2 separate regions of the Homo sapiens genome follow, and region 2 is linked to region 1. A link is a loop called in an ENCODE intact Hi-C map of the cell type or tissue named here. Cell type or tissue: IMR-90. All regions are shown on one strand. Links, peaks and the distances in the headings refer to the core of each region. The heading gives the core; the rest is flanking DNA.

What was found. Hi-C counts contacts between places; a loop is a spot of excess contacts. Peaks named below come from ENCODE experiments on the same cell type or tissue, not always from the same donor. Only the 100,000 strongest peaks of a DNase experiment are listed, where the experiment ranks them.
Region 2: a loop joins it to region 1, with 18 times the contacts of the local background. A loop is called at or near these places in 3 of 110 quality-filtered maps.

What each region holds. Positions count from the first base shown.
Region 1 is chr13:60,144,541-60,157,059 of GRCh38, forward strand. All of the region lies in intron 1 of DIAPH3 (diaphanous related formin 3), which reads right to left. DIAPH3-AS2 (DIAPH3 antisense RNA 2) reads left to right here and starts at 158. Exons shown (of 3, transcript NR_046540.1): 1 at 158-323; 2 at 2,715-2,805; 3 at 8,856-8,965. In IMR-90, for the core only: no CTCF peak of the experiment used is centred there; no DNase peak of the experiment used is centred there.
Region 2 is chr13:59,775,338-59,787,101 of GRCh38, forward strand. The region is part of intron 25 of DIAPH3 (diaphanous related formin 3); the gene reads right to left. Among named protein-coding and RNA genes, the nearest start is that of DIAPH3-AS1, 230 kb to the right of the region's middle. In IMR-90, for the core only: no CTCF peak of the experiment used is centred there; DNase peaks (open chromatin) are centred at 1,794, 2,154 and 4,924; H3K27ac peaks cover 451 bases.

The sequences.
Region 1 (12,519 bases), core at 2,161-10,160:
CACAAGGCAGAATATAAACCCAAGCAGAGCCAATCAAATCTCCATTTTCCCAGAATTCTAGAATTGGAATTCAGATATGAAAATCAGGCTCTACTCTTGCACGGACCAAGGACATGTATGTCTATCTGGAATTATGAGGTTCTAGGCTTGGCTGTGTGAAGATCAAAGCAGAGGAAGCCACACAATGCAGAGAATCAACAGTGGAGCTATGCCTAGTGAGAAGCAAAGAGACACTGGATGGCCTGAGAGGGAAAGAGACTGAGAAAAGCTGTCAGCTTTTAGTTCCTGGTTCCAGTCCTTTGTGACGGCCAGCTTGATTAGAGGTGCTACTCTTGTGTATCTTTACAATTCCTCCTTTCAGGATTACAGTAGATATTGTATAGGGATCTGTTCCTTTAGACCAAATGGGCCTTTAACTGAGACAGAACCCAAGATTGCTAAATGGGTCCCTAGGTACCCATATGATACAGCCCACCTTATCACTACTACTACACCTTACTGGACACTTTGCGATTACTAGTATACCCAGCAACCCTAAAAACTCGCTATTATCCCCATCTTAGAGAACAGGAAATTGAACAGCACAGAAGTGACTTATAAGGGTTGGTGAGTACCTAGGCTGGGAATGAGTCAAAAATCCAGCCTCACTCTCCTTCCTTTCCCTCAGTCCCCAGAACTATGATGGGACAGCCAGCTGCTGAAGCAGTTTCTGAATTATTTATGGAGCAAAGAATTCAAAAATGAAATCTTAACAAGAAAGATGAGCATAATTCCAATTGGATGATTACTAAATGATAACAACAACACTGACTACAAAACCACACCTTAAAACCAGGCGCAGTGGCTCACGCCTGTAATCCCAGCAGGGAGGCTGAGGCGGGTGGATCACAAGGTCAGGAGATCGAGACCATCCTGGCTAACACAGTGAAACCCCGTCTCTACTAAAAAAAATACAAAAAATTAGCTGGGCGTGGTGGCGGGCACCTGTAGTCCCAGCTACTTGGGAGGCTGAGGCAGGAGAATGACGTGAACTCAGAGGCGGAGCTTGCAGTGAGCTGAGATCGTGCCACTGCACTCCAGCCTGGGTGACAGAGCGAGACTCCGTCTCAAAAAACAAAACCTCAAAGATAAATGGGCATGGAGGGGGGTTGCAATTTCTGTCAATTGACTAACACTAATAAGAATACATGGTTTGCTAGGGTGTTTCCTCCTTTTTTTTTTTAAGTTGCTCTCAAATGTGTAATAGAAATGAAAAGCTTTTTTATTTCTCATTTATAGATTTTTAAAGCTGGGGTATATACCACAAACCTTATAAACCATACACTCCCAATTCAGACTGAAACATAAGCCAAAATTATCCACATTCCAACATGTCACTAAAAAATGCTTGTCAGGAATTATAATACAACAGCTAAAGAAAATTTAATTTCTTAAATTATTGATAAAGTTTGAACTTATTCTAAATAACTGAATTACCATTAAGTTTTCTTGTATAATTTAATACTACTTATTACACCCTCTAAGTTGTTTTATCTCTTAAAAGGAATCAAAAAGATGATTACATATTTATAAAATGAGCATCTGAAAAATGAAGAGCACAATTCCAGTTTTTACATGCAGTTCCAGTACTACGCATAAGATGTAGGTTACCTTTTACATTTCTTTCAGAAATATTAACCAAACAGGATATAGTTACTGCACATCTAAGTTACCAGGCCACCAGGTGCAGGCTGGGTCATAAAGACCTATAAAATATGGTACCTGCCCTGAAGAAGTTTACAATCCAATAAGTTCTAGAGGAAAAAGAAATAAGCTGGGTCATTTATTTTCCCTTCTTGGTGATTCAAAAAAACAATATAACATTAGTAACTGCCTGCCAGAGCTAAACATACTGAAAAACACAGATTCATCTCCTTAATGCTTTCCTTTGCACTTGTCATCCAAAGCAATGTGGGGAATTTGGAGAGAGAAATTCTAGAATGGGATTTGATACAGAGCGGCCCAATACTGTACCTAATTTGCACTGTGCCATATGCAATACAGTGAAATCCTAACACATTACAGTCTATATTGCAGTCTGGTTATGAACACACCAATTTCTGTAGTCCAGCCACAAGCTCAAGCAACTGCAGCCTAACTGTCCTTGGAAATCCTCCAACAATGCCAAAGGAGACTTCAGCAATGATTTAAGCATATTTGTATAGGACTTTTAAAAGTACAATAGTTTTAGGTTGATTATCGCACCATTCAAACACACTAATAAAAAAAGGCAACAAGGTTTGCAGGAAGTCAGCAGCTGATAGCCACAGGTAAGGGAAGGCACCCATTGATCCTAATAATCTAGTGAAAATTACTAAGGACTGCAGATCTCACAAGGATGTGAAGATAATTCTCACATGCCTGTTTCTGTCATCACTGATGTTGTTTCACTCGTAAACTTATTGAGGGTAGCTCCATAGGCTATAAAACTGCATCATCTTTGCCAGAATAAAATGTCCATGTTATCTATAAGAGTTAAATCACGTTACTGGAAGGTAGTCTATAAGAAACACCTGACTCACAGGTGAAGCCTCCAAGGCCCATAGGTAGTCCCTTTAAACTTGAATGTAGGCAAATGTCTGTCAGCTGAAGAACTAGGAAAAAAAATGCTGCCAAGAATACCATAGGAAAATTCTCAGCATGTGTCTTCAACTTGTGCAAATTCCTATTTACAGAGAAAAGGTCATTTGGAAAATATAGCCATTTTTGGAAGACTGAGCAGCCAAGGTTCTTAAGTATAGGAGATTGGGACAAAACAAAAAAAAGGTAAATTTGTTCATCAATCTACTTGGTACATGTTTGGAACTAGAGACTCAAATAGGGAAAATTTGCTCTTGGGCCTCCCCTTCCCCTCTATCAGATAAGTAAGGCTAACAGAAACTTCAATCTGTAAGGTACAGTACAGTGAGATTAGTGCTATAACTGACACTGATCTAAGCATTCCAGAAGATCTGCTTACAGATACCAGGGAACACCTCAGGGTCCAGATTTGCTTCAAGCATGCACAGAGGACACTGGAATGGACCAAACCAGCACAGAGCAAAAGCTTTCTAGACAGGAGGTCTAGCTTGTAAAAATACATTGCAATCATGCAGGGACCTACAAGTAAATTGTATGAATAGGAACTGGAATTTCAGGTGGAAGTTGAGGGATCCAATCTAGAAATGTGGGCAATGACAAAATTTAAAGGACAAGATCATGCTACTTGGCCTTTAAGTTGTGGATGATGCAGGAGAGAAACTGAAGGGTTTTAAGCAGGTTCCATAATCACACTTGGGTTCCAAAGAAAACTATTGTAGCAGCAACATGGTGGATAAAACAGAGTAGACCCAAGAACGAGAGCCAAGGAAATCAGTTAGGAAGCTATTGCAATCTATTGCAATAACCCAGCAGAGAGATGGAAGGTAAGATAGATGAGGTCAGGGACAGTAGGAGAAGAGAAGAGGCAAGTGCTATAAGTACCCAGGAAGCATAATCAAGGTTACTGGATAACCAATGCATATGGAAGTTAAAGATCAAGAAGTTGAAAATAAATCCAAGGATAAAATGTTGACACTGACTAAGAGAATACAAAAGAAAGAAGTTTATGAGAAAGCAGATAAATTCGAGTTGAGATACAGTGAGTTTGAGGTACCTCTAAGCCATCCATGTAAAATAAGGTTGAATATTTTGGACAAAAGCTCAAAAGACCATCCTAAAATAAAGATGGAGTTTTAAGAAGTCATCAGCTTCTAAATCTGAGCTGTCCAATATGCTAGCCATTAGCCACATATGGCTATTTAAACACAACTTAATTCAAATTACACAAATTAAAAATTCAGCTCTTTGGTAGCAGTAGCCACATTCAAGTGCTCAAAAGCCACATATAGCTAGTGACTATCAAATTGGACATGGCAGGACACAACATTTCCATCATTTCAGAAAGCACTAATCTAAGTGGTAGTAAAAGCTAAAGAAATGGATGAGTTCACACTAGAAGCACGTATAAAGTAAAAAGAGAAAATCAAAGAGATTACTTGGAAAGACTCATTTTAAAGGATAGGGAAAGGAATAACCAAAGATCAGAAGAGAAGAACATGTTAGACCATGGTTTCAAGGGGGGCAAGGTTTGTACAAATACAATGAAGAAGTCATATAGGGTGAGGCTTAAGACAAAAATCAGCACTGGGTTTGGCAGTTGATCTGCCTGGGCAACAGAGCAAGACCCTGACTCAAAAAAAAGCCCAAGTTAACTCCACAGCCTGAGTTCTTAAAGATTATGCTACATGAACTCCCCAGCAACACTGTAGTATGTGTTGATTCACACCTCTCTTTCCCCATACCAGACTGAATATAAACCTCTTGAAATCAAGGACCAAATTGCATCTACCCGTGTGCTATGCTCAGTATAACTGGCATTCAAAAATTTACCGAATAAATGAAAACAAGTAATTCACAGAAAGTGGCTAAAAAGGAAGGAAGCAGAGCATGGTATTCAGAGAGACAAAGGGTCAAGGGAAAGTTGAGGAAAGGGGTTGTTTGGTTTTCCTTCTGCTTTTTCTTTCACAATGGTAAACATTTCAGCACCATTACAGGATGGAGCGTGTAAAAAGCAAAACCTTCCTGACAGAATGTGGATGGGCCAAAAACAGCAGTAAAGAGATTAACCTCAAATAGGAAAATATATTCCTTGTGTGGATATTGGAGGAGAAACAATGAAGAATGGTCGCAGATATAGACAATTACAGCAAGCTCTAGGAAAACTTTCTCTGAAAAAGGTATCAAGGGGCATGCTAAGAGTCAGGAGTAATCATTCCTAAGATCTTAAGCGAATGCTGTGGTATGTTCCCATGTGGGAAAAAAGTGGGTGCTTGACATACACACAGAATATCATTGGAAGGATACAAAAGAGCTAGGTGCAGTGGCTCACATCTACAATCCCAGCACTTTAAGAGGCTGAGGTAGAAGAACTACTTTAGCCCAAGAGTTCAAGACAAGCCAGGGCAACACGATGAGACCCTGTCTCTATAAAATATAAATAAATAAATTAGCCAAGCGGTGCAGCGTGCCTGTAGTCCCAGCTACTCCAGAAGCTGAGGTGGGAGGATCACATGAGCCCAAGAGGTGAAGGCTGCAGTGAGCCATGATTGTACCACTGCACGCCAGCCTGGGTGACAGAGTGAGACACTGTCTCAAAAAAAAAAAAAAAAAAAGATATAAAAGAAAATAATAAGCTAACCAGCAGCCCTTGGGGCTGCTCTGCCTATGGAGTAGCCATCTTTTGTTTCTTTACTTCTCTGATACTTTCTTTCATGTTAAAAAAGAAAAAATAATAAATGTCATCATGGCAGGTGGTGGGGAGGGGGACCTTAATTGGTGGTCTAGGATGGAAGGGAGGCTTAGGGAATTTCCCCTTTGTACTCCTACATTGTTGGACTTTTTAAGAAGTACAGATGTTGTTTTTCAGTTTATTTATTTTTTGAGACAGGATCCCGCTCTGTTTCCCAGACTGGAGTGCAGTGACACAATCATGGCTCACTGCAACCACAGCTTTCGAGGTTCAAGCAATCCTCCCACCTCAGCCTTCCAAGCAGCTGGGACTTCAGAAATGCACCACCACGCCAGGCTAACGTTTTTGTATTTTTTTGTACAGACGGGGTTTCACCATGTTGCCCAGGCTGGTCGTGAATTCCTGGACTCAAGCAATCCACCTGCTTTGGCCTCACAAAGTGCTGGGATTATAGACATGAGCCACCGCGCCTGGCCGCTTTTTCAATTAAAAAAAACTATTTGGGACAAAAAAGAATCAGGCCAATAGATGAGATAAAGAAGTGATAGGTTTAGCATAAATGCTGTGAGAAATTGAAAAGGAGATGACCAAAGAGCTAGTGAAAAGTCAGGACCCATCATGCCCTATTCCCAGTTAATCTCTCTGTGTCTCAACCCCCTCATGTGCAAAATAACAGTAGGGAGAGTGCCCATTTCAAAGTACTGTGTGAGGGATAAGTGATTAAAATAGTGCCCAGCCCGTTGTATGAGCTGAACAAATGCGGTTATTGTGATGATGATTGTTATCTAGCAGCACTGAGGACACACAGATACCCAGTGTCTAAGGGCATCAGTTCACAAAGCTGGGAGTGGTTTCCACCAGGATGCAGGAACCCAGTTCAGCCACAGAAGCCTGCCAGGTTGCTCCAGGCTTGGAGATCTGAGGCAACTGAACAAGGAGGCCAAAGGTTCTATTATTTATTGATATTCTACCTTATGTGAGGTGTGAGGAAGTGAGGAGTTTGAAGGCATCCCAGTTCAAAGGGAGCTCCATGGTTACTTTTGTGGAGTGTGGGTTTAGTGTGGAGCAAATGTTGACAGCAGGAGGCAGACAGAGAAAGAGAGGCAATGTACAGAGGCTGTAGTAGGTCTACATGAAACAGAAAGGAAGGGAATATATCCAGGCACCAAACAAACCTCTGGTGTGTGTCCCACTGCAATGAATGGCTGAGTCCCTGGACACAATACCAGTGTCCCCCAGGAAAAAAAAAAAAAAAAGCTATGAGGATAAAGGAAGTAGGAAGCAGGAAGAAGAGGTTAAAATACTGTCAATAACTGAGAACTTAACACTATAGTGATGAGGTCTCCCCTATTAATAATAGTTGTCACATATTAATTGTGCTGTGCCTAAGCTATCGTAACATGTGTTAACTCAACTAATCCTCACAACAATCTATAAGCAAACAGACTAATTACTTCCATTTTATAGAAGGGAAAACAGAGGCACAAAGGTTGATAATTTGCCCAAGGATATACAGACACGTTTGAGTCTCTCTCAAGTCTTTTTATCACAGTTTAAGGGTGGGACTTCAGAGCCACATTGCCAGGCCCAAGTTCTTCAATAACCCACATATGTTTCTGGTAGTCTTTACATACCCTTGCCCACCACCACTAGGATCTTTTATAAAAAGAAATGAGTAATTATTAATAACATTTAAACAAATTCATCATGAATGGGTTAATGAACCAGGCAATATAAAGTTACAAGAGTACTTTGTTTTGATTTTCAATTAGCCAAACATTCAGATTCCTACTGTAAGCACAAGTCTATACCAGGCACCACACAGAAAGTGACTTCCAAAAGCTTACAAACACATGTATAAAGTAACTAAAAGCAGGTTCAATATAACATAACAATAAGAGCAAAATTATACCCTCAAAAGAGACTGAGTGGAGTTAGAACATGGTTTTAATTGGAGACCGTCACCTTTTATAAAGAAGTGAAATAGTCATATTGAATTTCTCAATGCAGATTATATGCACTCCATTTTTCATGTTCATTTCCCAGGCTGTCAATTTTTTCATTAAAAAAGAATTGTAATTGTCATTATGCAAGGAATTCAATCAAAGGTTTTAATAAACAAAAACAGTTTAATTCTATAGTAAAGTCCATAATTAATGTCACCAATTTGCAAATCTTTTACTTAAAAACTGAATGTTACAAAGTTTCATTTTATGACACCCAAATAAACAGCCAACCTCGGAAAAAAATGCAGCAATTACGGGATAAACTCTCTGTATCTTGGGAAGATACTTCATAATAAAATTAACTAAATAAATGCAGCATTATGGATCTCACAATTAATCTACTCAGGGCTTTTACTAAGGGCTTCAAGAAATTCTACACCATAACTCCTTTGACAGAACTATGACTGAACAGGTATTCAGTCTTCTTTAATTCAAGAGGGTGTGTACTTAGACCACAGCTACTTGGATATATCCCACATCCCTCAGCACACAGAATGACCTCACACTTGGTACATTAATTCATAGTCTCCCCCTTCCTTTCCAGTATTTAAGATCTGTCATGATCCTCAAAGATGGAGAGATCAGAAAGCTACTGAGTATTAATTCCATTCACAGATTTACTTTTAGGGAAAGATATATATATATATATATAAATTGGAACCCTAAAAAAATCAAAATTGAATTTAAAAAAATCAAAATTGAATTAAAAAAAAAAGCCCTGTAAACCCAGGAAATGAAGAGTAAAGATTAGAAGGAGATAAAGATAAGAAGGGAGAAAATGAACATTTCAATGGAATTTATGATATTTAATGTTTTAAGCTTATTAGTGAGTATACAGTGTTTTACACCTCTTTTGTATGATACATACATGATAAAATATATTTTTTTAAAGATTGCAAGTTTCTTATTTAACCAAAAAAACTATTAGAAGCAAACTGTTTTGAAACACATTGTATACATCCTTCACTACTGATACTTACTAATCACTTTTACCTCATCACTAAACAAAGGACTAAGGTGAAAAACATTTGCCTGGTTCAGGTACACATCTAATTTCTTAACTCAAGTCATCTCTGGGTACCCCAAACTGTGGTCTACAGAGGCCTTCCACAAATTCTACTTAAGTCTTATGTTTTTTCAAGATTATCTTAAACATTAGAACTAAAGTAAGCATATTCTGGACATTGTGAATGACCCACTCTATAACCATGTTCTCTCAGGAACTTTTGGTTTTACTTTTGTAAATACTTTTGTATTTACTACCAATATGGTTCTCAATGAGGGCCAAGCAACATCATGACACAATAGATTTTCACAAGCTCTTCCACTTAGGAAGAGTTCAGTTCCAAATGGCTATTTATAATTCCAAAATCACATTATTCTGGAAACTATGCACCCACAGGTATGGAAAATTAGATTTCAAGAGAAAAATGAATATAGAAGCTGGAAGTATAAGAGTTTTTATTTTTTCTGCTGCTTCAACAGTTTTATAACATTTACTAAAAAATGTTTATATATGGCTATTTTCTTTTTAAAAACAGGTTTATAACAGTTCACTACTTCATCTACATCCTCAAGCCAACACCTATGAAAAAGATAATGGTGTCCGATGACAGGCCTCTGCTAACAGTGTAAGGCTATCTGTGAACTCCTCAGTCTACACATATCTTCCTCAGCCTCTGGGATTCCATTTCCACCCAAGAATTAAATTGATAGAAAGAAAAACAGCAAAATATACACATATTTTTCCACTATTAAATCCAATAATGATGACTTAATTTCAGCAAAACATCATCAATCGCATTAAATTAATGTTGCTGTTAATTTGAATTTTATGGGTTTTATAGTTTTGTTTTGGATTGTAGATGTAAATCTGTTTTAGTTTTATAGCTGTAAAAAGTGATAGGCATAAAGAGTTACACTTAGTTTTATATCTGTACATATATTAGTAACATTATTTTTATTATCATTCAAGTCCATATTGGAGTATCACAAGAATTTTTTTTCCTAAGTTTGAAGTTGTTTCCTTTATACGTTTTTTTGTAAGTTACATTTGTACCCCAAGTTTCATCATCCTATTATCCCCACTTTAGACATAAAGAACAGGCCCCTAAGAAAGCTTCAGAAACTTGCTCTGACCATTCAGTCATCAGATCAGAACTCTGCATCAATCCAAATGTTACCTGGTATGCCAGGATAAGAACTAAGAACAGAATGGCTCTGCCTCCAGCACACCAAGAGGAAATAGCCTGGTTCAATTAAGTTTTCCAAGATTAGAAAGCTTTTCAAATATCCAATGTATTCCTAATGCCCTAAAGTGTAGGCAAAAATTGTACTATTATTACTGTTACTACTAATGATAACAAAAACAACAATCCTATAAATGGCAAATATTTCCATAGAGGTTACAATGAGCCAGGTATTCTAGGCCCAAAACATAACTTTTAATCTTCATGACAACCCCATGTTACACATGAGAAAGGGGAGGCACAGAGAACGGTTAAGTAATTGCTCAGTTCACACAGCTAATAAGTGATATTGCTGGGATTCAACCCCTGAGAGTGGTTCAAGTCACTGCTCATAAATGTTACTCATAACGCTTCTTCTACAAAAAACTGTAAGAAAAGATAGCAGTGGGTCTTTTGAAGAATAAAATCTATGGCAAGCATTTCCAAATAGATTTCACTAAGTAACTAGTAACATGAATGTTTCAGGACCAAAGCTTATTTAAACTCTTAAATTCTCCCCTAAGTTAATAAAGACTATTCAATTTGCTATTTGAGAAAAATTACTCCCAATGGTAAGGTATTTCAATGCCATCCTGCTGCTACTGAAAGAAAAGTTACCTTTGTAGATCCTGTTCAAAGAAAGCCCATGCTTTGATCCTTAATATCCCATGAAGTAAAAGGTTATGCTTAATCTATATTTTATAGATCTAAAAGTCAAATTAGTTTCTGAGATAAACAAGCAAGAGTGTAAGGATAAGCATATTCTTTAGCATTCATTTGATTCCTAGTTTAGAGGATACTATGTGCTAAGTTAAAGACAATTACATTAGTGTAATACGTAGCAGTTTTTTCCTGTATTATTCTGCAGCATAAACAAGTTAGACACATGTTAATTTACATTCTATATAAAAAGCCAATTTTAAATCCAATTTATAAGGCAATAAATATATAAAGATTCTAGGACACAGCAATAAAGTTACGCCATAAAGTAGAGTTAATTCAAGACAACAATAATAAAAGCATGACAAATTTTAGCATTCCACCAACTGCACAAAGGTGTTTCAGGTAACATCTGTTCAGAAGCAATTGCTACAAGATAGACTAGATGAGATGCAAGGTTTCACCATGTAATAAATGTATGTCAGTTTGCTTGCTTCATAATTAAAGACATGAGTCTTTGAAAAAAGCAATTAAGCCCTGTTCTAAATCTGAGACAATCATCCCTATCTCTACCCCCACCCCTTTTTACCGTCAAAGAAAAGACCCAGAGTGGTCCAGGAGTATTAAATGCCATATGTTATCTACTTTCAGCAACTAAATGTATCCCCCAAAAAGCCACTTAATATATATTGTTTCTTTTGATAAATCATTTATTTAAAAAAATTTCTGGGTTTTTCTGTTTTATTAAGAAGGATAGAAAGGAAAGAATGGCTGGGAAAATTCAGAGCAATTTCTTAGAACAGCAGCCTGAATAAAATGATTTTACCTCCTTCTGAAGCTTACAATGCCTGGTGTGTGTTAGGTAGAATTCTGACACGAATAAAATTTAGGTGCCTAAAGCTTTCAACTAAAAACAGTATCTCAATTCTTGACAGTTTAACCCTAGGACAACTGAGAGCATCACTTAAGCTGAGAACTCAATGAAGGAACAAGTTCAAAAAATCAAAAAGAGCATTTAGATATCACCTCCATCTTTTCCCAGCTTCCTAGAAACTATAAATACAGAGTAGACAAAACATGAATGGAGGTTTTGGTTGTTATTCCAGTGGTGGTTTATTTTTCTATTGTAATTTGGTTATCGTCTGTCCTCCCAAATTACAAACAAACCCTCTGAAATAAAGTGAAGGCAGAGATTTAAATGAATCTGATGGTCCTCCTTGTAACTATACCTAGCTTCATTTCCTATGGCAGGTGTAACACATTACCACAAACTGGCAGCTTAAAACAACAGAAATTCATTCTCTCAGTTCTGGAGGCCTGAAGTCCCAAATCAGTTTCACTGTGCCAAAATGAAGGCAGGCTGCTCTCCTTCTAGAAGCTCTAGGGGAGTAGCCTTCCTTGACTCTTCCAGCTTCAGATGGCTGCATTACCAATCTCTGCCTCTGCAGTCACAACACTCTCTCCTCTTCTGTGGTCAAATAACAATACATGTGTTTGCATTTAGGGGCCACTGTGATAATCCAGAATAATCTCATTTTAAAATCCTTAATCATCTGTGTAAAGTCCTTTAAAAAAGAAAACAGGAGAAAAGGCATACAAAGGTATTATGTGCAAGTGTGGCAAGTGTGGAGTCATACAAAGTATGAAACTCAAACAAGGGCCAGATGGCTAAATCTTAAATACCCTCTTCATAGGGAAGAGGGAAGTGGGGTATGTAAGGCAATTTACAGGATGAGTAAATAATCTTTAGGGGGGATGAATGGGCCCAAAGAAGAGATGAAAGTCTGAGACAAAGTTTATCTGGGCTTGGTGTGGTGTCAACTCCAATCTTCCTTCAGTATACATCTATTTGACTTGAGATGTCTGGGAAAGAGATTCACAAGTTGAATATCTTCTGGAGGATACAACCTTTAGGTAGATAGGGGAACTTCAGAGAAGACCCTTTCTTGCATTTCTGGCTCCCCAGGTTCTCTCGATTTGAAGTCCAAAGTGGCATATTTGGGGGTATAATTTTCTGAGCCCTAACAATGCTTTCTTTCTCAGATTAGTATCATAAGCTCCAAACAGAAGTTGCTTAAATAAGTGCGTTTTCTTTTTCTCCCAGTACAAGATGTCTGGTGGCAGGTAAGTTCCCAGGTTAACCTAACCTATAGTGGCCCAGAGACCCAGATCCTTCATATATATATATATATATATATTTTTTTTTTTTTTTTTTTTGAGACAGAGGAGTCTCACTCTGTCACCCAGGCTGGAGTGCAGTGGCACAATCTCGTCTCACTGCAACCTTTGCCTCCCAGATTCAAGCGATTCTCCTGAC
Region 2 (11,764 bases), core at 50-8,049, 370 kb before region 1:
GTTTACGCCATCCTCCTGCCTCAGCCTCCCGGGTAGCTGGGACTACAGGCGCCTGCCACCACGCCCGGCTAATTTTTTGTATTTTTAGTAGAGATGGGCTTTCACCATATTAGCCAGAACGGTCTCCATCTCCTGACCTCATGATCTGCCCGCCTCAGACTACCAAAGTGTTGGGATTACAGGCGTGAGCCACTGCACACGGCCCGGGAGAGTGTTTTTGTTGTTACTGAGATTCTGCTGTCTAAACTTAGCAGACAAATTATATTTCCATGCTAACTTTTAAATATAACAGATTATATTTCCATGCTTCCAACAATTGATTTTTCATATCAGAAGATAATCATCCCCTGACTTGAGGTGACACAGAACAATCACTACAAAATTTTACAGAACGTATAGTTTATCTTCTATAATGAGAAATAAATCAAAAGAGGCTCTCTGAAATCAAAAGGACTGCACTCCATTAAGATTACTTTAAATTGATATCCTGTATATAATTAAGGAAATACGTGGATATAGAGCCAATTATCTCTACAAAGAACAGATTATGCCTGTAATACTTATAAGTATTTATAGTTATCAATGTTAAATATTGTTCAAAGAGAACAGGAGAAAAAGCTTCAAAGGAACTACTGGCCCAAACCAAATTCAAGAAAACCGTAAGGACTTTTTGCCCGTCCAGACAAGGTAACTTGCAGGCATTCTTTATGAAATTGTATGGCTGGTATACTGCTACATTTAAAATAATGGAAAGCTATTTTCCTTCGAACTTTTATTTTTTCCTTTTTGATACACAATCCCTTTACAGAGATAAGATGAAAAGTGAATGCAGTAGAATACAAATAACATACTCATTTACAGTTTATAAACAGATATATAAATATAAATATGTATCAGCCCCTTTTCCATCTGCTGCTATTTCATATTTTTAGAAGAGTACTAAACCTTGTAGGTGTTATCAAAAAAGGTGGGTGAGAAATAGAATATTTGGAAGTTGTGAATTTACAATAAATGTAATTCTAAGTGATTTGATGGCTATTTTAACTAAAATACATTAAATATTTCAGACAAATAGCTATTTGAAAATTTATTTTCAAATTCAACTATATTTTTCCTTAAAAAACTGCAGGTAATGTCAAATATTTAAGATAGTAAAAGAAAAAGAAAACATTTCAAAATCTAAAATTACAATTTTAAATCTTTTTCAAGCAGTCATGAGATTGAAAAAAAATCCTAGTACTGAAATCAAATAGAAACAAATAAACATGTTTTCATATTGATAGATTATAAAGGAGGGGGAAAAAAGAATCCAAGTAACTTTTGAATACTTTAATGGCATAAAGTTTAAGGGAAAAAAACTATAAAGAAAATGTGAACTTTCTTCTTAGTAAATTTATTGTTGGTAGTGGTATTGATGTAGTGATTCTCAGACTATTGTGTGTGTATAAAAGCTGGAGCAGATGTGTAAATGTGCCGATGTGCTCACTGTGGGAAAGAAAATGGAAATATGGAATTGGAGAAAAAGAAAAAGAACCAAGAAGGGTTGGATTGGATGTATAGGTATTAATGTAAGCTCAAGGCTTAACAAAACAAAACAAACAAACAAACAAACAAAAAAACCCTTTTCCTATAACACTATAGTAGCATCAATGAGCATTTGGATCTTGGTTTCTAGCTACCGTTACTAGTCCTAAAATCTTCGTTTCTAATGACCTCTCTCGCCCTCAGATCTTGGTTTCTACATACCATTACTCCCTAAAAGGAATGACAATGCTTACAGAAATGGCTGATTCTAGAACTGAGGCCAAGAAAGTGTGAAATGAGTCAGAAACATATTGTTGTGCCAGAAAATAAGAAAGTGCTCAAAAATAGATAGTGATATGTTGAAAAGACAAAGAAGCCAGATTGAAACATTGCCTTGGCCAAATTTAGGACAACTGAGTATCAAATAAATAATCATGGGAATGGGATTATTGCACACTGAGGAAAAAAGAATCATGCATCCATAGTGATACTAAAAAATACATAGTAATAAAAATGTAGGAAGGAGAGTTCCTCTTTAAAGAACAGTGTCAACTAATAGATGTCAAAGATATGAGGGAACTACAAAATTCACCACATTACAATTCACATAGTAAGAAATGATTCAGGCAGGAGTCATCAACGGTTGCAAAAACTATTGTGCATAAGGGATGTAGAGGAACAGGATATAGAGAAATCTGGTAGATACCACCTTATCCAAATAATCAAATTTGACATTACCAACAATGTGGAATATGCTGATATCAATTGCCTCCTGAAGTGATGCACAACTTAACCTGTGTAGCACTTCGCACAAAAATATTTAACTTGAATCTGAATGCAAGGCAACAATCATAGAAGTCCAAAGTAAGGGACATTCTGTGACACAACTGGCCTAGGATCTAAAAATGTATCAATATCATGAAAGATAAAGAGAGGAAGAAATAGAGAAAGAGAGAAGAAAAGGCTAGAGAACTGTTCTAGATTAAAAGAGACTAAAGAGGAACGACAATGAAGTATAGAGGAGTCCCTGATTAACCCCTGAATTGAAAGAAGTTATATATGACGTTATTGGGATAACTGGAGAAATTTGAATATGGACTGGGTATCAGATAATTACATTGTACCAATGTTAAGTTATCAGAGTGTGATAACTGTATTATGGTTCACTAGAATAATCTCATTGTTCTTAGGCAATAAATGCTGACAGTTTTAGGCTCACAAAACAACTTACACAGTCTCATGTTTATTACTTCATGCCTTTGAACATGCTATTATATCTACACAGAACATCTGTCTCACTTTCTTCACCAAGCTAGCTCTTACCCTTCCTTCAAAACGGAGAACTGAGAATCCTTTCCTGACCCATGTGGCATAAACTAGGTGCCCCTCTGTGTCCCAGTGGTCTGTAATACATATACCAATAAATTCTTTACAATGTTATATTGTTTATGTGACTCTTTCTACCACTAAACCACGAGCCCACTGAGGGCAGGGATTATAGATTTCATTTATCTTCAACACCTGGCAAAATGCGACTATTATATAGAGAGTGTTCAATAAATATATGCTGGCTAAATTAGCTAAATATATGTTGACTAAATTAGCTAAATATATGTTGACTAAATTAGCTAAGATGGTCAGCTGGAAGGGTTGATTATGCATGAGAATAAAGCTCATAGATGGACAGGGGTCCAGGGAAGAGATGGGAATACATTCCCGCCACCATTCTAAACAACACAGCTTTCTTTCTTCCTTTTCCCTTGTCTCATACATCTATTTAGTTGTCAAATACTATAGACTGAAACTCCCCATTATCTCCTGAACTAATCTGCTGTTCCTTTTCTAACTACACTTTATGTTGGTATTACAGAACTGAATTATTTTTTATCTGGAATACTGCATGAGTTGCCTAGTCACATTGCTTCCAGTTTCTCCCTAATTCTGCCCATGCATTACTGATAAGTAAGTCCTACAGCAGAAATGATCTTCAGTTCCCCCGGTCACAAAGTTTCAATATATCTCAGTTCTTACAATATAAAGTTCCAACTCTTTTTTTCATTTTTATTTTTAATTTTCTTTTTTTTGCTCAAATGGATTTTGACAGATAAAGTCCAAACTCTTATTCCTACCCCAACAATGATTTCAATTGTATTTCCAATTGTATCTCTTACTTCCAACCATCCCAACCTGTTCTTTAGCTAAAGGCAACTGCCTGTGATTCTCTACAAACATTCTTTCTCTCGTCCATCACTGTCCACCTGGAACCTCTACCCCTGCTCTCATCCTCCAGAGCAGATGGCTATTTTTGGCCTTCACTCTCACATGCATAATGGGAAGAATACAATAATGAAGTAAAACAACTTGCATTCTAGTCTGAGCTTTCAACTAACTACCTGTGAGACACTAGACTATTATATACATAATCATTCCTGACATATGCAATACAGACAATACCTGTCTAGGGTTAATGAGGGAATCAAATGAGATAATACAAATGAAAGCACTTGATAAATTGCTAAGTGATATACAAATATAGGGAAAGAAATTCACAGATAAAATCCATGGTAAATTACAGGACATGTATGAAATGCCTGCTTATTATTAAATGTTTCAAGCACTGTTTTAGATATGTTACAAATGAAGGAAGTCTTTTTCTTTTTTTTTTTTTGAGATGGAGTCTTGCTCTGTCGCCCAGACTGGAGTGCAGTGGCATGATCTCAGCTCACAGCAACCTCTGCCTCCCGGGTCCAAGCGATTCTCCTGTCTCAGCCTCCCAAGTAGCTGGGATTACAGGCGTGCCCCACCATGCCCACCTAATTTTTGCATTTTTACTAGAGACAGGGTTTCACCATGTTGGCCAGGCTGGTCTCGAACTCCTGACCTCAGGTTATCTGCCAGCCTAGGCTTCCCAAAGTGCTGGGATTACAGGCATGAGAGTCACCGCGCACGGCCGAGGGAAGTCTTTTATAGTGTATTCTATTACGCTCTTCATTAGGTATAACATCATTTCTAAGAAAAACTCTGACTTGAAGTACAAATAGACTCTTGAAATAAACCAAAGTGTAAGATGGGGACATATAAAGAAGATGTTCTTCCAAATGTTAAAAATGCATTTAGAACATTCAACCAACACATGTTCACCTGGCATATGGTACGGTGTGCCAGGATGTTACTAGGCACTAAAGATACCTAAGACCCATGCATATGGTACTGTGTGCCAGGATGTTACTAGGCACCAAGATACCTAAGACCCATGCATATGGTACTGTGTGCCAGGATGTTACTAGGCACCAAGATACCTAGGCCCCAAAGGTAAACACAAAAGCATTTCTGCTCTCACAAGCAGAAAAGTGTATATATGAGTTACTGGAGATGTACAGCTTCCTAGTGAATGATGACTCGAAGAATAAGCAGGAGTTACTCATGTTAGGGACTGTAGAGGGAATAGCATTCTTGGCAAAAGGAATAACAGGTACGAAGGCAAAAAGTATGAATAAAAACAAAAAATGAGGTGTAATAAGATGTTTAGATGATTTATATTTACAGTATTCTAACATAGACCAGAGAAGTTAAAATTAGTCAGTTTTTCTTAGAGTAGAATTCAATTTCTCCAGCTATAATTTATATTAAAAATATTTATAGTTTCTCCCCTGCTGTGAAAACTCTTAAATAACTAGACTAACTGCAAAAGTCAAAGATTTCCTATATGTGAAAAACATATCATCTTAATTTGTAAATGGTATTTTAAAAAATTGCACTGTGTCAAAGGAAATGGAGAAGGGAGAGTTAAGGACATTTCTAAAGTGGAATCAATAGGTCTTAGGAACCGAAAGAAGGCGGAACTGCTAAGGACATGTCTGAGATCTCTGCGGCCCATTGCTGGAGAAAAGAAAATATGAAATTTAAATATTATTGATTTTGATGGGGAACAAAGATTGGAAAATATAATGAGTTTCCTTTTGGACATGTTAATGGAAGGTGCTAGCAGGGACCTCCAGTAACTTCTGGAAGACAGCTGGAAATTCGGGCCTCAAATTCAGACAAAAATGTGGGTAATATTTTTGGAAGTCATTTCCATATTGTAAAAAATACTCATTCAGCACTCTGGAAAAGTATATGCCTGAATCAGAAGAGGTGGCATCTTGGAAACCACCTAAGTTTAAAGGACAGGAGAAAAAAGATAAGTCAGTGATCCAGTAGGAACTCTCTTTCCTTATTCCATTTTCTTCAGCCACGGTACAACCTGAAATTTTAAATAACTAAGCATACAAAGAAGATCCTAAAAGGTTCTAGAATGCTGCAAGCAAGTAAACAAATGAAAACAGGTCAAATATGTAGGAAGGAAATAAGACTAGGACTGGATTTCTCAGTGGCAACACTGAATTCCAAAAGATAGGCAAGAAATGGTTTCCAAATTCTGAAGCGAAATTATTTCCAGTGAAGAAATGATTATGTTGCTAATCAGACAAGGATAGAAAATGGACATTTTTCAAACATGCAAGTGTCTATACATGCCATCTTAGAAAGAGACTGCAAGATGTGCTTTTGCAAAACCAAAACAAGAGGGGTAGAATAGTAAGAAAGAGGAAAACATGGCATCCAGAAAAGGAGAAGGGACAAGAGAGCAAAGTGGCAAAAGGAATTCCCAGGATGTCCCAGTCTCAGAGCAGCCAGTTTAGATCACATGGATCACATGGGAGGAAACTGGGCAGTGGGACAGAGTAGTGGCCACAGAACCGGTAGCAAATCTATTGTGTCGGACCATTTGCAAAATGATTGCTGATTATTTCCCAGATCCATTGAAGACTTTGGATAATACAGTAACAGGTATGTATGTACAAATACTAAACAAACTTTTTGAGAAGTCTCTATTAATCTAGAAACAACAAGATTGTCCCATAGGAAATGCTGTAGTCTGAATGTTAGACTTGATCTCCAATGTAATGGTATTAAAAGGTAGGGTCTTTATGAGGTGATTAGGTCAGGAGGGCAGAAATCTCATGAATGGGATTAGTGGCCTTATAAAAGAGGTTCAAGGAAGCTGTTAGTCCCTTCCACCACATGAGGACACAGCAGCAAGACACCATATATGGAGCAGACAGTGAACCATCACCAGGCATAAAATTTGCTGGCATCATGATCTTGTATTTCCCAGCCTTCAGAACTGCAAGAAATAAATTTCTGTTGTTTATAAATTACCCAGTCTAAGGTGTTTTTGTTATAGCAGCAGGAAAAAACCAGGACAGAAACAAGGAATACTGAAATTTGGGGTAAAGAAAAAAAAACTTAAAAATTAAAAGAAGAAAAATAAAGAAAACAAAGTATATTTACATAGTGCCAATATTATAAACACTGGCCATTCTGTTGGCCATCAACTGTGATATAATTATAATGAAAGACAATGGGGTAAAGGAAGAGGGGTAATCCACACAAGGTGGATTAGTGGTGAGAGGGCATTAGGGAACTAAATCAGGAACTCAGTAATGTCTAAAATAAAAAATTGATATGCAACAGTCTATGCTATTATCTAGAAATAAGGAACACATAAATATCAGAAGAAATATCTAAGAATTAAAAGTGATTGCCTCTGGGAAGTGGGAGGAGGTTGAGAGGAGTGAGGGAGAAGATATTTTATCATGCTATGAGCCTATTATATTTAATTTAGGAATTTGTAGACATTGATAAATACAAGATAGTTAAAAATTTTATTGAAAGAGAAAGAAGATGGCTGAGGAAGAGAATTTGAAGGAAGAGGTTGATTCTTGACCTAAAGATGCTTACCTCTGAGAAGGGGAGGAAGACAGGTAAAAATCGTAAAACACAACAGGTTGAATATTATGACAGAGATATTCAGAATGTGGTACAGGGTGGTGGGCATGTAGTATGGGGCAGAGGGAGAAGGAACAGCAGTTACAGAAGGCTCAGAATATCTGAGACTTAAAGAACCGATTTAAGAGTGCCAGAGCTGTCAAAAGAGACAAGACCCAGCTAAAGCTGTCAGGAAAGCTGTACAAGGCAGGGATTCTTGAAGAATGTGCAGTGGATATGAGTAGGAAGAGATAACAGGGGTAACGCTGCGAGGTGAAGGTGAAGAGAGAGCCGGGGCCAACTCACCAAGGGCTGAATATACCATGCTATGGAGTTTAGACTTTAAAGGAGCCATGAAGTCATTTTAAGCTAGGAAGTAACATGGTCAAATTTCTACTTTAGAAAGAATATTTTGAGAAGAGAAAAGACTAAAGGCAAAAAACAAACAAACAAAAAACAAACCCAAGAGGCATGTTTAATGATTTAAATCTAGACAAAATGTGATTTCAGGGCCCAAGTAAGTTACAGAAGTGGTGAAAATAGAAAAAAGAAAGGAGGAGACATAGAGAAATCTTGGTATCCGTGGTTGTGAATATTATAAAGAAATAGTTAAGGCTGATTTCCAGGCATTTGGCTCAGCCAATTGTATATATATTGATATCATTTGCCAAGTACAGAACCGTCTTTGTTTGATGATAGAATGAGTTGGATCTAGACAGGAGCTCAATTTTGGATATGTTAAGTTGAAATGTTCATGAGATATACAAATACAAAGTGATTCAAGGCTTCTAGAGGGCTGATAGAGTCACAGGTTTAAAACTTGGGAAAGAGGAATTGGTTACACTAATACATTCAACTTAGAAGCATAGGTCGTACCTGAAACTATGGAAAAGAGTACAAGCATAGTAAAGTGGTAGAGAACACAAGTTCTGAATTCATCCATTTAGATTCAAACCAATGGCTCCCCAACTAACAATCAGTGTTATTGGGCATATTACTTAGTCTCTAAAACCCTCATTTATTCCCCCTAAACGTTGAAAGGGCAAGAAGAACAGCACCTATTTCACAAAATATTGAGAGGATTAAAACAGATAAATCACGTACAATGCTCAGTAGGGTGCCTGGCTCATATTAAGAGCTTACTAACAGTGAATCTTTGTTATTTTGCTTATTGATATTATGGTAGAGCTTGAGCTCTCTTAGGGAGACATTGTGTAGTGACAAGAAAAGAGAGCTGAGGGTAATGCACAAGGCAAACTAATAGGAAAAGGTGCTTTTAAGAGGAAATGACTATTATCAACCTGTGACCATTTTCCATTGTGTTTACTTTGTGTGTGCTTTTATAGCTCCTTCTTTTACTTTCCACTGTCTCCTGACATACTTTCCTAAAGTCAAACAACTATATATTACTATTATTTATTTATTTATTTAGAGGCGAAGTCTTGCTCTGTCGCCCAGGCTGGAGTGCAGTGGCGCGATCTCGGCTCACTACAAACTCCGCCTCCCAGGTTCAAGTGATTCTCCTGTCTCAACCTCCTGAGTAGCTGGGACTACAGGTGCACGCCACCACACCAGCTAATTTTTTGTATTTTTAGTAGAGACAGGGTTTCACCATATTAGCTAGGATGGTCTCAATCTCCTGACCTCGTGATCCACCCGCTTTGGCCTCCCAAAGTGCTGGGATTACAGGTGTGAGCCACTATGCCCAGCCTATATTATTATTATTTTTTGAAGACAGCTCTGTCACCCAGGCTGGAGTGAAGTGGTGTAATCTCAGCTCATGGCAACCTCTGCCTCCCAGGTTCAAGTGATTCTCATGCTTCAGCCTTCAGAGTAGCTGGGATTATAGGCATGTGCCACAATGCCTGACTAATTTTTTGTATTTTTAGTAGAGATGGGGTTTCACCACGTTGCCCAGGCTGGTCTTGAACTCCTGAGCTCAGGCAATCTGCCTGCTTCGGCCTCCCAAAGTGTTGGGATTACAGGTGTGAGCCACCACGCCCAGTGACATTTTCTAATATTTCAGTAGTAGTAAGTGACGTGAAGATTACAATCTGGAATTTGGAATGGGACTAGGGAAGGAAAGCACAGTTTCCCCAAAGGTTGAAAGTGTGCAGTTGATATACAAAATTCATAGGCTTATAGTTTAACCCAATTCTAGAAGAAAAACCACACACGCGCGCACACACACACACACACACAGTTGCCCTAACATAATTACATGAATTATTCCTCTATGATTCTGGTTATAGAGATTTTTGGGAAAAAGATTATACAGCTTCTCTTGGTAACCCAGTTCAGTCTTTAACTAGCTAGAACAAAGCTCAAAATGCTACTTAAACCAGACAGCAAAAAGACAGGAATAACTTCAAACAAAGTCTTTGAACTTGTCTTAATCCAGATGTGAAACTGAAAATTTATTTGAGTCAAGGGAGTTAGAAAGCCGATTTTCATTGGGATTTAACTGATAAAATGATAATCAGAACAGTTCTCTTTCATACTGTAATTAAGTGACTGGCTCAACCACAAGAAGTGGAATTTTATGGGGAAAAAACTCCAATAGGTTAATATTTCTGTTTTTTTCTCCCTTATTCGTCATGATTTGTACAAATTTCATTAAATATATTTCTGTTACAAGTTAGGAGAAAAAATTAGAATATTTTACAAGAAAGGAAGTTTTATTTATTTTTTCCTTAAAATAGAGCACCCAAGAGCAAAGTTAAAGAGTGAAACTCCTGGACTTGAATCTTGCTTCTTACTCTTATCAGCTGTGTGCTCCTTAAAGACCACCCCTGTCTCCTTGTGCCTCCTCATACCTATAAGATGAGGATAATAATAGTATTTATCCTCAAAGACTATTGTGAAGATTAAGCAAGGTATAAAGAGCTTAGCACAGTGCCCCCCATATGTAAGGCTTAAAAAATATTAGCTATTCATATTTTTAATATTTTGATGACTATTCTTGTTCACTAATATAGCAAATATTGCTGATTAGTCAATGCAACACATTCATTCTCTACCTTCTCCTTCCTTCCACAGAGGCTAGGAAAGCTAAAATTTCTCTCTGTGGCTCCCCTGCAGCTAAGCTAGAAGTGGCCGTGTGATGCATTTCTGTCTAATAAGGCATATATGTACATAAAGTATGGTATTTCTAGACATAAAAGATGTATATGTTGATAACCACTCTTCCTCTTCCTATCTTAAATATGGCCTGGAATTACGGCAGCTATGACTGCTATCATATGTTACCACCTCCTTCTTCCTATCTTGAATAGGCCTGGATCTGTAGCATCCATCTTATACTTAGGAGTACAGACCACAAGGTCATTCTTTTAGTTGCTCTGGATAAAACATACGGCTTGCTGGAGCCCAGGAGGCAGAGGTTGCAGTGAGCTGAGATCACGCCTCAGCACTATAGCCTGGGTGACATAGCAAGACCCTGTCTCAAAAAAATCCCATGACCAACAACAAAAAATAAGGCTACATTTTCAAAGTTTAAGTGAAAAATATTTTGCAGCTACATTAGAATGTGTAAACCATAATTAGCATACAATTTATTACATTGTATCCAAATTTGAATCTAAATAATTTCATGTCTTACACTAAATAGGATTATAGAGATGATATTTATGAAATAAAGGATTATTATTCTACAAACTCTCCAGCTTAAAAAAAGAAACCTATTCTTGGATGTCATGAATAAACTATGATTGAATTTTAACTATATACACAACCAGGAAAAATGGTAATATAAATATACTATAACAAATTGTATCATATTGTTATTAATTCTTAATTTTCACATTTCTTATGATTTAGGTTCTGTTGTAAGAAAATAATTCCGGATAAAAAAGCTATTTATCTGCTCACTTAATTGTCTACTCAAATAAAAAAGTTACAATCATTTTTGGAATATAAACATATTAAGGCACAAGATGTAAGAGTAACCATATAATGGATGAATTTGTCATTACAAAAATAAGGAGATATATCACATTTAAAAAGAAAAAAAACTTCAGTACATAAGACAGCATTTCCTAAAGTGTGCACCACAGAACACTAGTCCTATAAGAAGCTCTGTGTGTATGTGTTTAGGGAGAGGGGGTAGAGAAGGTGGCTCTGTGGTCAAATAAGTTTGGATAATAATGAGCAACAGAGGCTGGGTGTTGTGGCTTACGCCTGTAATCCCAGCAACTTGGGAGACTGAGGCAGGAGGATCACTTGAACCCAAGAGTTCAAGACTAGCCTGGGCAACATAGTGAGACCTTGTCTCTTAAAAAAAAAATAGCCAGTATGGTGGTGCATGCCTGTAGTCCCAGCTACTCAAGGGGTGACGTGGGGGGATCACTCGAGCCCAGGAAGTTGAGGCTGCAGTGACCCGTAGCTGAGCCACTGCACTGCAGCCTGGGTGACAAAGTGAGACCTTGTCTCA